Linked DNA regions of Homo sapiens: region 2 is linked to region 1. The links are chromatin loops, found by intact Hi-C in ENCODE. Cell type or tissue: GM12878. All regions are shown on one strand. Each heading gives the region's core, and the rest is flanking DNA. Links, peaks and the distances in the headings are about the cores only.

Evidence for each region. Hi-C counts contacts between places; a loop is a spot of excess contacts. Peaks named below come from ENCODE experiments on the same cell type or tissue, not always from the same donor. Only the 100,000 strongest peaks of a DNase experiment are listed, where the experiment ranks them.
Region 2: a loop joins it to region 1, with 3 times the contacts of the local background. A loop is called at or near these places in 1 of 110 quality-filtered maps.

What each region holds. Positions count from the first base shown.
Region 1 is chr2:191,122,573-191,126,972 of GRCh38, forward strand. The region is part of intron 3 of STAT4 (signal transducer and activator of transcription 4); the gene reads right to left. Among named protein-coding and RNA genes, the nearest start is that of STAT4, 26 kb to the right of the region's middle. In GM12878, for the core only: no CTCF peak of the experiment used is centred there; no DNase peak of the experiment used is centred there.
Region 2 is chr2:190,720,475-190,724,874 of GRCh38, forward strand. No RefSeq gene overlaps it. Among named protein-coding and RNA genes, the nearest start is that of NAB1, 74 kb to the left of the region's middle. In GM12878, for the core only: no CTCF peak of the experiment used is centred there; DNase peaks (open chromatin) are centred at 1,977 and 2,167; H3K4me3 peaks cover 457 bases; H3K27ac peaks cover 2,570 bases.

The DNA of each region.
Region 1 (4,400 bases), core at 253-4,252:
TTCATAATAAGCAAAAACTGGAAATAGTCTAAGTATCCACCCACAGAAGAATGAATAAATAAATTGTACTATAGTTATACAATGGAATACTAAGCTGTAATTAAAAACAAAACAAAACAAAGAAAAATACACATTAAACAGCATGGATAAATCTCATAACACAGAGTGAAAAAAGTCTAACTCCAGAAAATTATTCTGTGAAATTTCACTCACATGAAGTTCAAGATAGTCAAAACAAATCTACAGTGATGTAAGAATAGTGGTTACCTTTGTGACTGGTGTTGACTAGGAAAAGCATGGGAGAGACTTCTACATCTGGAACTGGTGGTAGTTATATGGATGTATATTAAAAAAATTCATTGAGCTATACAATTAAACTTTGTGTGTTTTACCATATGCTTATTTTGCATCAATAAAAGCATCTTTAAAAAGTGATGCACAAAAGTGATGCACTTTGCTCTAAGTGCCTTGTATTAAAATATGACATAATATTTGACCTCAGTCTACACCTCTTTCAGTTTGACTGTATAATCTTCTCATGAAACAGAGTGTGCAGTGAAAAGAAATGGCTCTCCTACGCAATTTCTAAGTGAATCTCGACCACTTTGTCATTGTACTGTGTTTTGTTTGAGGAACTTCAAGATCTTCTGTATTCCTGGAGTCCAGAGTGTCAGAGCTCCTGACTTAGCTCCTGGGGAGTTGGGGATGGTTCAGAAAGACCACCTCCCCCGCTCCCTAGGTGAAGGCTAGTTCTAGGTGTGTCTTGGACTCCCTTTCACTTTAGTCCTTTCTCCTCTCCAGAGTGGGTACATTTTCTCTCAGCTTCCAGAGGTTTAGTGTCTCCCTCCTTCTGCTAAAAGGTTTCCTCTACCCTTCCTTCTTCTGGTCCCATCCAGCCTGACCTTCTCTCACATGTACCATATTCTCGAAATACAGATGCTTCTCCACTCATGAGGGGGCTACGTCCCAATAAACCCATCATCAGTTGAAAATATTCTAAATTGAAAATGTGTTTAATACACCTAACTTACTGAACACCATACCTTAAACATGCTCAAAACACTTACACTAGCCTCGAATTGGGCAAAATCGTCTAACACAAAACCTATTAGGTAATAAAGTGTTGAATATCTCACATAATGTATTGAATATAGTACACTGTAGAATATTGGTTGTTCATCCTCATGTTTGCTTAGCTGGCTGGGAGCAGGGGCTCGCTGCGACTGACCAGCATCGTGAGAGTATTGTACTGCGTTATTATTGCTAGCCCCGGAAAAGATCAAAATTCAAAATTTGAAGTATGGTTCCTACTGGGTGTGTATTGCTTTTGTACCATCATAAAGTTGAAAAATTGTAAGCCAAACCATCCTAAGTTGAAGACCATCTGTACACTTCTTTGCAAAACCAATTCCTTCCATCCTTAGAAACTGCTGATTTCAGCAAGGAAAATCTTAAAATCTAAATTGCTCTTATGAACTCTAAACTGAATTTGCAATAATGACATGACATTTGATCCATTTAGTTAGGAATATTCATTGCAATAAGGCAATATTCATATTTTCAATGTTAACTCAACTTCTCATTTATTAAAAAAGATACTGAGGCCGGGCACAGTGGCTCACACGTGTAATCCCAGCACCTTGGGACGCGGAGGCTGGCGGATTGCGAGGTCAAGAGATGGAGACCATCCTGGCCAACATGGTGAAACCCCGTCTCTACTAAAAATACAAAAATTAGCTGGGGGTGCTGGTGCATGCCTGTAGTCCCAGCTACTCGGGAGGCTGAGGCAGGAGAATCACTTGAACCCAGGAGAAGGAGGTTGCAGTGAGCCGAGATAGCACCACTGCACTCCAGCCTGGCGACAGAGTGAGACGCCGTCTCAAAAAAAAAAAAAAAAAAAAAAGACACTGAGCCCTTGCTATATGCTGGGCTCTGTGTTAAGCAGTGGAAAACAAAGATGAATGCACTCAAAGAGCTCACAGTCTTATGCAGGAGGCAGGCAAATATGTAGACACATTAGTTCCAGTTATTTCCCATTATAATAACTTCCTACTGTAAATCACGTAGAGTTTATCAAACTCATCTTGTTGTCCCACCTCCCTCCCTAAACCTAATCTCCATTGTGCATCAATATCTGTGTCTATCTATGTCAATAACCCAGGATAAAACCCTCAGCCATCTCTTATTTTTCACTTTCTCACATTTACTCATTACATGTCAATTCTTTCACCAAATTCTCTCACAAGTCCAGAACATATTCTTCATTCCTATGCCACTTCCTAGATCAGAATCCTAATTTCCTTTTCCTTGCACTATGACAATAATGTTCAAACAGGTCTCCATGCCTCCAGTTGCACCACTGCTATTCTATACTCCACAGTGTTGCCAGAGAAGTCTCTGTCTCTATAGTTCTATGTCTCCACCTCTAGGAAGACTTCTTATTTGTTAGGAATACAAATGTAAGAATCCGAGGGAAAAGATTTGGTGAGTTGATGATTTGCTTAGCTACAGAGAGCCAATGAAATATTAATTATTTCTAACATAAATCTTGACATATAAATAATGGAAACCTGGTAAGCTGTGAAAGGCAGCTGTTTTTTTAAAAGTTTGATATGGTACAGATTATCTTCCCATTCCCGTATCTTTCTACTGAGGCAGAGGTCACAGATTAAACGATAGAAATCAGGCAGGTTCTTGATGTCACAGGCATTTACGAGGTTCTCATTTTTTAGGCGCCAACACAGATCTTGGCTACCTGCGTAACTTTACACCTCATTGTGCACTTAAAAGCCCACTGGAGGTGAGATCACTATGTTCTTGACAGAAGTAGCCAATCAGAGCATATGGTAATAGACAACTGGAAATTGACTATCTACTGAGCCATTGGCTGTGGATCCTCATTATTTATTATTATTATTATTATTATTATTATTGAGACAGGGCCTTGCTCTGTCACCCAGGCTGGAGTGCAGTGGTGCAATCGTAACTTGCTGTAACCTCAAACTCCAGGGCTTAAGTTATCCTACCACCTCAGCCACCCAAGTAGGTAGTACTACAGGTGTACGCACGCTACCATGCCCAACTAATTTTTTGTAGAGATAGGGTCTCACTATGTTGCCCAGTCTGGTCTTGAACTCCTGGCCTCAAGCAATCCTCCCACCTCAGCCTCCCAAAGTGCTGAGATTACAGACATGAGTCACCATGCCGGGCCTGGATCCTCATTATTGAAAGGGAGTGCGGGGAGAGTTAGATTTAAGTTGAGCAAATCTTTTGTCCCCAGGTCATCTCTAGGAAAGGCAGTAATGAAAGGTCAGAGGGTGCCTGGTGACTTGATGAAAAAACCAACATCCTCCCTGAGTCATGAACTTCTTGTTGGTAAATTAAAATGGATACATTTGAAGTTATTTGTTTGGACCCATTAAAGGAAGCTGTTCAATGCCTACAAATTAAATTTAGAGATCTACTAAGTTTAGATATCTGCTTGACCGTTGCTCCCTTCAGTCACAATTTTAAAGCTAAACATAAATTAATTTTGAACTGATTTGGATTATACTGACAAACTTGTTTTCAAGCAGATCTATTTATTTTTGCTCCCATTTTTATGCTTTTGCTTATTAAACCTACTTTAACAAAATTTATATTAAAATATGTTAGAGGCCTATTTAAGGTAAAAAGTCTTGTGAGCTGTCTCGGTTTTGATTAAGTATCTCTTTGAAAGTTTCCAAATCACAATGGGTTTAGAACAGTGTAGATGGCTTTCTTATAGGTCTTCATCTCCATGAAATGGGGACAAATAAACATTTTCTAAAAACTTAGTTGAAAGACACAATTATCCTACTTTTTATGTGATTATCTGCCCAAATTTTGCTTAACAACCACCATGATGCTCCTAGCCAATGAAGCAATAGATAGTGAAAATCAACAGCTGACTGTGAACACCTTCATGTCGTCTTTCTCTACCAGCATCTGTATCTCCCCACCCACTTCCTCAGTGGTACGGTTAGTTGTCACACTAGAGGCTGTAGAAATCTCATTTTTTTTTCCTGGCCACAGACTGCCCTCTGGGTTGGCAGCTTCTCTGCAAGCTTCTGTTACAGCTGTCAGGCCAGCAGATTCACATGCTGGGGTTTCCATGTCAGCTCCTGGACAGATTGGGTGGGTTTCTTCTGTAAGTACCCAGGATGACATGGGTCTTGGACTTGACTTTTCATCACATGAAATAGTTTCCCCTCACCTTGGTATATTACAGCTAATCTTGTTTGTTTGTTTGACATTCTGGCTCTGTCATCCAGGCTGGAGTACAGTGGCATGATCACGGGTCACTGCAGCCTCTGCCTTCTGGGTTCAAGTCAGCCTCCCACCTCACCCTCCCACGTAGCTGAGTCTACAGGCACACACCA
Region 2 (4,400 bases), core at 238-4,237, 400 kb before region 1:
GGCGAGGCCAGGGAATGCCGGTGAGGCTGCAGATAGCACAGGTGGCCGTGCGCCAGAGGGAGAAGAAGCAACTGTGTGGACGGCAGAAATGTCTGGAGGTTGTTTTCTGAGAGTGGATCTTGGAATCTAAGATTTCTGAAGTGGAGCACTTCCAGATGAGAGGATCCATGGAGTGATGGCTGGCAATGCTGCCTGAAATGAACAAGTGCTAAGGGTCATTGGAATTAGAGGAATGTCCCAACATTTTGAGGCTATATAGTTTCCTTTCAACACTAAGAATCTATAATTCTATTAATTACCTGGCTTTTCTTGAAATGAATGGATTTGTAAAATGCTTTGGTGTCATACAAAAACAGGTTGCCTAATTAAAAGTTGCTATTGTACTCAGCTTTTCACAAATACACTGCCAGGGTGTTACAATCAAAGCCTGTGATTTTTATGATAGTGCCAATTAAGCTTTTCAGTTTTGTGATGTGTGGACAGAGTATTTATTTGTGATTCTAATACCCTGTGGACCAGTTCACTGGTTTGCATGCAACTGTCAAGCTCAGAGATGTATCACTTGTAAGAAACAAAGGTCCAGTTAGCTTCGAGGATATAGGTAAGCAGCTTAGTCAGAAGCCTCTGAGAGCCTGCCTTATCAGCCACCAAAGACATTTTCAGTGTTTGTAGAAATCTTGACACACTTGCACTAGTCCCATGCATCCTCTCTTTAGACATCTTCCTGGTGCTTGAGTGTGATATTATTATGTGTGTGTGTGTGTGTGTGTGTATTATTATCCATATATATTGGTTTTCGCCCATAGTTCCTGGCTTCTAACTCCCATAGCCCTCGTTACAATGCTGGGTACTTCTGGCCTCAGATTCAGGCTTCAGAAAATAGAACCTCTGTCTCTGACATTGTATTTTTAGTAGAGACGGGGTTTCACCATGTTGGTCAGGCTGGTCTCGAACTCCTGACCTCGTGATCCACCTGCCTCAGTCTCCCAAAGTGCTGGGATTACAGGTGTGAGCCTCTGCTCCCGGCCTTTCCTGCACTCCTTTCACCTGCTTTTTTCTCAGCCCAAGGAAGGAGTCTTTTCCCTCCTTCCTGTCCTGGAGCTGGCCATAAAGAAATTATGTGACCTATTTTGTCTGAATGTGGGTCACAAGATCCCCATTTCAGATGGGGTCTACGCCATACCCTGGAGGAAGAAATGCTGCACAGAGAGGCCAAGAAGAATCTGAACAGACAGGCATTGCTAAGTTTCCCTTCCCAGCCTATTAGTATTGGATCATACCCCTTTTGTCCAATTACATTTCCACAAGGTTGTCAATCATGCCTCTCCAAATGAAGTCTCCATGAAAGCCCATGGGGACAAAGTTCAGGGGGCTTCCTGAAAGCTGAACACATGGAGGTTCCCTGAGGGTGGCCGCCCAGGGAGAACATGGGAGCTCTGCGCCCCTTCCCCTATGCCTCACCCTATGCATCTCTTCATTTTTATTATTTGTAATATCCTTTATAATAATCAGTAAACGTCAGTGTTTCCCTGATTTCTGTGAGCAGCTCTAGCAAATTAATCAAACCCAAAGAGGGAGTTGTGGGAACCCCAACTTGAAGTTGGTCATCAGAAGTTTCGGAGGCTCAGACTTGTGACCTGTTTCTGAGTGGGAGACAGTCTTGGGTACTGAGCTCTCCACCTGTGAGATACGACGTTATTTCCAGGTAGAGAGTGTCAGAATTGAATTGGAGGATGGTGTCTGCTGTGGGATTGATTGCTTACTTGGTGTATGGGGGTAAAAACCCCCACTCATTTGGTCATAGAAGTCTTCTGTGTTGATGGTTACTATTGAGGGAGAGAATAGAAAAAGCAGTTTGAGGTTTCTTGCCACTCAGAGTGAGACACAGATGAGCAGCAATATAAAAAGGCACATCTGAACATAGTCATGTTAGAGCACATCTGAACACTTAGGTTCTACCTTTGAACAACTTCCACTGTAGAGGTCATGACCTTTTGCCATATTAATCCTATGATTCAGCCCATTGTTCTTTTGTTCAAAAAGAAATGAGGATCCCACATTGTCTAAGACACTTGCTTAAAATGGGCTACCGCCAAATGTAATCAGTACAGCTGAACCTTTTGTCTTCTCCCCCAGCAAGAAGCTAGCATAGAAATACCAAATAGATAATATGACTCAAACTGAAAAGGCAAATTTTGATCATCTGCAAAGGCAACATGACAGACTGGAGACTGTCTTTGACAACTCACTTCAGGACTGTCTTTGTCAATTGTTACCTGCTTCTAGGCAGCTCCAGGAGTTCTGGGGAAAAAAATTGTTCTGGGTTCTACAGAATCTCCATAATTTTTTATATCTTCTGGGTAAAACTCAGAAAGACAGTTCTAAGAGACACAATGCCAACCTAGTTTCAGTCTTGGAGAATCCTGCATTGTGTCCTACGTCTCACCGCCACACTCTTTCCCTCCTGCTGCCTGGGGATGGTCCACTGCTGTCAACTCTATCATTTGAGAAAAATGTTCCCAGCCTTAAAAAAAAAAATCGGCTGCCAGTTTCAACTTGTGGTGAATTCTTATGGTTGAATTACAAAGGGCTAACAGACTGAGGGGGAACATGAGAGGTTTAGAGTGGAAATACTGACTGCTTTCTGGCTTTACCGGTGCTGACAAGCATCTACTCTACTAATCTCACAGATACAAACACGAATCTTGAACTTTTGAGTTTCTTGTGGGCTTCTCGATGAGAAAGACAGCAGAAGTGCTGACTTCACTGGAAATTCCCTGATGAAAAGACCCTTACTGCAGTTTTAAAAATTGGGTCTCCAGGCTCTGATATCGCTCATTGATCATCAAAGTAAGCATTCCCGACTAATGTAACCTACTAAAACGCACAAAGAGAAATAAGCCTTCTCCCTTAACTGCACAACCACTCAGGAGGCAGCACCTGCCGGGGCATAGATGCTTCTCCAATAGTTGTCCGGTGTTTAAGAGGAAGGGTCCAATCCTGACCAGGACACAACAACGGCCTCTACACACATAGCCTGCTATTCCCAAGAGTCTTCTGCCTTTAGACAACATTTCTTGGAAACTTGGAATAAAAAGCCTCCATTATTTTGCTCTTTCAGGAAATGATTCACGGTATTTCCAAAATCAACAGAATCTCTCTCAAACAGCAGAATACTTGAATTCCCAAAGCAGGAATTGCTCTTTGCAGACCTTCATAATCTCCTTGTTCATTAAGTTTATGTCTGTTAGTCTCTCATTTGCTAGTGATTCTGGCACTTCAGTCACAAATAGAACAACACAGAATTTTTTTAAAAAAACTAATTCCTTAAAGTAAAAAAAAAATAGAATTTCCAGTTTCCCTGAAGCACACCCAGGGCCCTGATTCTGTCTTCTAGGAGAGGGATTTGACAGTGACTCAGAGATACGTTTGTAGGGGAGTGGGAAGAACGCTGGAGATTAGATGCCGGAACTCAGCCCTGGATCTGCTGCTTACTGGCAGAGGGTCCCTGTGTTCATCCTGTAACCTCTAAGTCTAAATTTTCTCAATTATAAGAATTCTAGGCCAGGTGAAGTGGTGCCTCTAATCCCAGCACTTTGGGAGGCCAAGGCAGGAGGCTAAGGCAGGAATTTGAGACCAGCCTGGGCAACATAGCGAGACTCCATCTCTAGAAAAAATTTCAAAAACGTAGCTGAGTGTCATGGTGCATGTCTGTAGTCCCAGTTATGTGGGAGGCTGAGGCAGGAGGATGGCTTGAGCACAGGAGCTTGAGGCTGCAGTGAGCTATGACTGTACCACTTCAGCCTGGGTGACAGAGTGAGATTATGTCTCTAAAACAATAAATCTAATATAAATTTTTAAAAAAGAATTTTAACACATACCGTTGGAGTTTCCATGCGATCATAAGACCTAATATTTTTAAAAGAGATGTGAAAACCAAGGTGTCAAACAAAATATCATTGTATGCACAATTACTTGCAAATAGGATAGGATGTTACCTTTACTTGGCAGTGGGGCAGATTCCTTTGTGCTTGGCAAATTTCTCTTGGCCCTGTCCTATTTCCCTTTCTTCCACGTAGGTACTGTTCCTAGGAGCATGCCCATGCTAAGAGTTAGCACGTCTGCCCAGGACTGCCATTCTTTGAAACAGAAGCTTACAAGTTTGGCCCTTGGCTGGCATCTAGGAACGTGGATTTCAGTAGCGTTCATACCATTCCCAGAATTGATAAAAGCAGCTCACTGTGCCTAAACTGTTTGTTAAAACAAAGTGGTTTATGGCAAACACCTGCTTTTCTTATATGAGTCTGGAATTTTGTTACATGCTAGGCCAAGGATACTTACAGGGGCAGCCCTGAATAAAAACCCTGGGCATAGAGTCTCGGCTGAGCTTCCCCGATAGA